Linked DNA regions of Homo sapiens: region 2 is linked to region 1. A link is a loop called in an ENCODE intact Hi-C map of the cell type or tissue named here. Cell type or tissue: Caco-2. All regions are shown on one strand. Each heading gives the region's core, and the rest is flanking DNA. Links, peaks and the distances in the headings are about the cores only. Region 1 overlaps LOC100506403 (a long non-coding RNA gene). Region 2 overlaps RUNX1 (RUNX family transcription factor 1).

Region 1 (2,928 bases), core at 202-2,701:
AGCCTATAAGCATTCTTAAATAACTTGAAAGACAGGAGCTAACTAAAAAGCAGACAGAAACGGGGAAATATTCAGCTGAATGCTGGATTATTTTGAATATGCAAAATTTAGCATGGTCTAGCATGGTCAACTCCCAGCAATCATTACGGAACCGGGAAATTGTTTTCCATTTACTTAAGAGATACCTCCATTGATTAAACACATATTACATGTGAAGACTCTTCTGGGCATGCTACTTGTATAACTTTATTTAATCACCAAATCCTCTGAGGTAAATCCTATTATCAAAGGTTGCCAGTTTTAGCAAATAAAAATACAAAATTCCCAGTTAAATTCGAATTTCAGATGAACAGTAAATATTTGTAATATAACTAGGTCCCATGAAATGTTTGAGACACCGCTATGCAAAACATTATTTGCCATTTATCTGAAATACACATTTAACTGGGCATCCTATGTTTTACCTGGCAAAAATATTATTATTATTCCAGTTAAATGATACTTCATCTTCAGGCTACCATGCTGGTCAAACTCTTGTCAGGCATTACTTGGTGTTAGACAAAGGGTACGATAACTGGATGAAGCCAAGTTTCACAGAATCTTCAAGACATTTTTAAGGTGGCTTGCGGGCTTAAAAAATGTGGCACCTATACACCATGGAATACTATGCAGCCATAGAAAAGGATGAGTTCATGTCCTTTGCAGGATATGGATAAAGCTGGAAACCATCATCTTCAGTAAACTAACATAGGAAAACCAAATACCACATATTCTCACTCATAAGTGGGAGTTGAACAATGAAAACACATGGACACAGGGAGGGGAACATCACACACCGGGACCTGTTGCTGGATGAGGGGCTAGGGGAGGGATAACATTAGGAGAAATACCTAATGTAGATGATGGGTTGATGAGTGCAGCAAACCACCATGGCATGTGTATACCTATGTAATAAACCTGCACATTCTGCACATGTATCCCAGAACTTAAAGTATTAAATATATATTAATTATATATATAAATTATATATGTATAATATATATATTATATTTATATATTATATAATATATATATATTTATATCTCTATAAATATATAGAGATATATATATCTCTATATTAATATATATTATATATTATATAATATATAAAAATATATATTTATATATATTAATTTTTATATATATATATATATAAAATCCTTTCCATTGTCTGTCTTCCCAACTCCCAAAGGTAGGCCGAACTGGGGGCTTGGAGAGAGCTTATATCACTTGCCCAAGACCTGTGCTAAGCTGCCTCATGTACCCTTAAAATGAAATATGACATATTATTCTGAGTTTAATACATCTAAAGTCAGGCTACCCTAGCAAAACTTCTTGCTTAAAAATTAACCTGTGAGCACAAAAACATGGCAGAGCTGCGACCTGGTTTAAAAGAGTGATGCCTGAGGAAAGCTAGCAGCAGCTAACATTAAACCCAAGGCCCCCAGCCCAACTCTCTCAGGCCTCTCAAGAAAGATAATTTTTATTTAACTGATATTTGTATTGCATTTATTGTGCTGGGTGTGGCTCTGTATCTTTTATTCTTCTGATCTTCATAAAACCCTACGACGTAGATCCTATTATTATTCCAATGCTACAGAGGAGGAAACTGAGGAATAGAGGGGTTACATAATGTCCCAAGGTCACATAGCTAGTAAATGACAAAGCCAGGATTCAAACCTGGGCAGGCGGGCTCCAGAATTCATGCTCTGAACCACTAAGCAATGTCAACTTGAATTCCATATATTATAAAATTTTGGAAACAGATCAAGAATTCTCTGCATGTATGAAAAAGCACATGATCTATTCATCATTTCCAAAACTATTTTACGAACATCATCTCCTTTGGATCTTAGAGCAACTGGATAAAGGACAGGTAATATAGGTATCATTATTGCTATTTTGCAGACCAGATTAAGAGAGATAAGATTGTGAGCAGTGATGCATGACAAGTTCAACATTAGTAAATTAGTAAACACAGAGTCTTATCTAAACCAGATTCTCTATCCACTTTACCTAGGCTCAATACGGTAAGCAAAAATGGAACTCAGAAAATGCTAAGAATGATTGTCTTGCTCTGATTTAAAAATCTGGATTTTGCAATGCAGGAATATCTTTAAGTTTGGGATTACAAGAAATGTGAGGCAGGGCTGGGCTTGCTGAAGCAGGATACAAGGAAATGAAAACCATCACTCTGAATTGTTTGCTCAGTTGTCTTGGGGTAGCTTGGTAACTATACCAGAATGGGAGGCTTAGGTGTCATTATAAAGGAAATCCCTACTTTGGAAAGTGACACCAAGTGCGGTCATCAACAGAGAGCTAACAGCTTTTTTCTGCCAACTGGAGGACGTCTACTACCAAAACTCTGATCCATGCTTAAAGTGCTTATCAGTGTGCCCGGCGCAGTGGCTCACACCTGTAATCCCAGCACTTTGGGAGACTGAGGCGGGCGGATCACTTGAGGTCAGTGGTTCAAGACCAGCCCGGCCAACATGGAGAAACCCCGTCTCTACTAAAAATACAAACAAATTAGCCAGGCGTGGTGGCAGGTGGCTGTAATCCCAGCTACTCAGAGGCTGAGGCAGGAGAATCGCTGGAACCCGGGAGGCGGAGGTTGCAGTGAGCCAAGATCATGCCAGTGTACTCCAGCCTGGGTGATGAGAGCAAAACTCTGCCTTAAAAAAAAAAAAAAAGTGCTTATCAGTGAAAAAGGTGATTATAGTTGAATGAACACAAAAGTTGAAATCTGGGTACCTCACTTCCCAAAAGTCAGTTTCCTAGGTACAAAGTTGTATTTCTGGGAAATCACTGTGGCCTGATATTAAGTAACAAGATGATGATGGATTTAGATCTAAAGCAAAAATGAGAGAGCTATTAAATAGAAAAAGA
Region 2 (2,928 bases), core at 183-2,682, 470 kb before region 1:
AGCCCATCTCAGTTTGGGTTTGAGCCCATGGCCTTATGGTTTAAATATAAAATGCATTAAAGCTCTTTATTTAGAGAGTCACGTGCCCTTTTGTGGGAGCAGCCCCAATTCTCCCTCTGACTTTAGTGAGTGTACAATGCAAATAGGTGTTTTGATATTGTCATTAGTATTCATTATTCATGAGGACTTGATCGTGTATTCAAAGTCAGCCAGGAGGGTCATGTGCCCCCTTCAGTGAAAACCTTGACTCTAAGGACAGCACTTTCCTGGTGTACAGTCTTTGGGGGCTCTTGACAGCAAGAAAACCTAAACAGGAGAATCCCACTTAGCATCTGCCCACAGGTAAGGGGCACAGAGAAGGAGATATAGACTTCTAATTTAGCAAAAAGAAGTATGCTGCCATGTGAAAAGTTTCTAAACAGTGACTTCTAAACAATAGGTTGTGACCCATAGATTGGTTGTTAATAATAATAATAACAAAAGCAAGGTAAGAAGAAGAAATAGAACAGAATAACTGGAAAATAGAGTGCTTCATCAGTAGTAAGGGTGAATACTGCTTCCTGAAGCTCTTTTTTTGATTGATGTATCTCCCCTGAGCCCTGGCATACTATTTACTTCTTACTGTTTCTTGCTATTCAAAAAGTTTGCAAGCCTCTAGCCTAAAATGTCTTATTTTCTTAGTACTCAATTTGTTACTTGACTTGGTGTTTGGCTCCCTGTGACTCTCTGAAGTTCTCCTTTCTGTGCCTCCGCTTCCACCTTTGCCAAGTCTAAAATCATGCCATGTAAAAGTTATCAAGAAAACCAATTAAATCATAACTGCCGAAGTGCCTTGTCAAGCTAAACAGTCATGAGAGGTGAAGGATTATTATGAAATAAAACAGAGTGAAGCTGTTTTGAAGGCCATCCTTCTGTGGAATAGCATTGGGTCATTTCGTTCAGAGGCGAAAAGATTCTTAGCAAACATTGGGTCATTTTGTTTAGAGGTGAAAAGATTCTTAGCAAACATTTTGTCCAATCCATTTAGTTTATAGAGGGAAAAGGAGGCTCTGAAAAGTGAGTGGCTCTTCTAAGCTCCCGAAACAGTGGCTGATCTGGGACCCCCTGACCTGTGAATTTGTGGTCCACCCCCATGCTCTGCCACTCCTCCAAGAGCCGTTTTGCTACTTCTTTAAAAAAGGGAGGGTCTTATGAAATTGTATTTACAGAAAATTTACAACTCATGCAAAGCTAAATGGATTTCTTCCCTTTCAAAGTGGTTTCCTGATTGCAATCACATAAATTAAACTCCAGCCCCAAAAAAGTCATTCGAACAGAGTAATGATACATCTCCAAGAAGAGATACAGAGAATTCTTTGAAATTCTCAAGAAATAATGCAATGAGATGCAAAAGGGTAACTATTATTAATCTTCTTCCTGAAGTGTCAATCAGGAAGGTATTTTTAAATTGTATTGGAAAGGAAGAAGAGACAATGTTTCTTCCCATTAATGATCTGAACTGAAAGTAAGGGAGGAACTAAAAAATGTGCAAAATGTCCTCGGGGAAAAAAAGTAGTATAAAACATAGTCTTGGATGATACAGCAAGGTCGTTGCTCAATTTTATGTTGTAACACTATTTTAACTGTCACCAAGGGCTGGGATAGCAAATATTGCATCAACTCTGCAAGGTGTTTCCTGGGTTTTGTGGACAGGGGGGTCGGGGGAGGTGCAATCTCCATTCTTGTGAAGGCCAGATAAAGACTTCTGCTGCAAGCCACTATCTTTTTGTGCTGAAGCTGTAGATAACACAGTTTCACACCCTGCTGCCCAAGTCCTGCTTTCCCAATTTGTAGGTCTTTATTGCAAAAGTCTTTTGTGTTTGTTTTATCAGACACATTTTATCATCCTTCTCCAAACACCCTTTGTCAAAGTCAGCCTTTGAACTTCTTTTGCATATACATAGAATGGGACCAATGATTCAGGATATGTAACAGGCTTATCTTATAATTCTAAAGAAAGAGGAACAGAGCCATTGACCTTTCTTCTATATTTTCTTGGGGCTGGTGTGTCTGTGTGTGTGTGTCTGTGTGTGTGTATGTGTGTGCTAGGGGTAAGATGTACAATCTCATTACCTTTAGAAGATAATGCAATAGATTATCCTATACCAATAATTTATGCCTTTTAGTTTTGCACAAATTAAACCTGAATCTTAAAGTTCAACTTGTCTAGGATTGTACTAAAGGCCGCATTGCAGGTAGGGCTAATTTCGGGGTCTGATCCGTGTGGCTCCCCATGCTCCTGACAGTACACCAGGACCACTCTGTGTTCACTCCCGTGTGCAGTCCCCATGCTCCTGACAGTACACCCGACCCTAAGATTCTTGCTTCGCTTGCCTTTGATATGGTGATCTCTGGAACTGAGTATCAAACCTTGCTTGAGGAATTAAAATGCTTGCTCATATCACTTATATCTTTTAAATGTGGAAAACAGAGAGAATCCACTTGGAGCACATCAGATAGGTTTATTACTTTGTTCCTCCCTTGTCATTTTTTGCATGTCTCACATCAAACCCTCCTCTGCAACAGTGAAAATATAGGATGGGATAGATGAAGAAGGTGGTACTCCTTCCTTCTCTGGGCACAGAGGCAATTTCTCAGTGCAGCTCACATGTGGCTACAAACACAGAGTATCACTTTCTTATACAGACCAGGTCACTGTTCCTCAAAAAAAAAAAAAAAAAAAAGATGGTGTTCTATTTGATAACCTGCACTTCTCCAGAGTGACCTCTTCAGCTGAGTCTGGAAGACTGCCTTAGGCAAGTCCCCCGGGTCTCTGGCTACAGAGGGCCATCCTCCATGAGAGATGAGCTTGTTTCATTGTTGCAAAGTATAGCCAAGCTGATACATTTTAGCAAGACTAAAACTTAATCTTTAGGGTTCTGGGTCCTT

What was found. Hi-C counts contacts between places; a loop is a spot of excess contacts. Peaks named below come from ENCODE experiments on the same cell type or tissue, not always from the same donor. Only the 100,000 strongest peaks of a DNase experiment are listed, where the experiment ranks them.
Region 2: a loop joins it to region 1, with 15 times the contacts of the local background. A loop is called at or near these places in 10 of 110 quality-filtered maps.

What each region holds. Positions count from the first base shown.
Region 1 is chr21:35,379,824-35,382,751 of GRCh38, forward strand. All of the region lies in intron 2 of LOC100506403 (a long non-coding RNA gene), which reads right to left. Among named protein-coding and RNA genes, the nearest start is that of RUNX1, 330 kb to the left of the region's middle. In Caco-2, for the core only: no CTCF peak of the experiment used is centred there; no DNase peak of the experiment used is centred there.
Region 2 is chr21:34,906,886-34,909,813 of GRCh38, forward strand. All of the region lies in intron 2 of RUNX1 (RUNX family transcription factor 1), which reads right to left. Among named protein-coding and RNA genes, the nearest start is that of RUNX1-AS1, 72 kb to the left of the region's middle. RefSeq lists an enhancer at 1,507-1,801. In Caco-2, for the core only: no CTCF peak of the experiment used is centred there; a DNase peak (open chromatin) is centred at 1,726.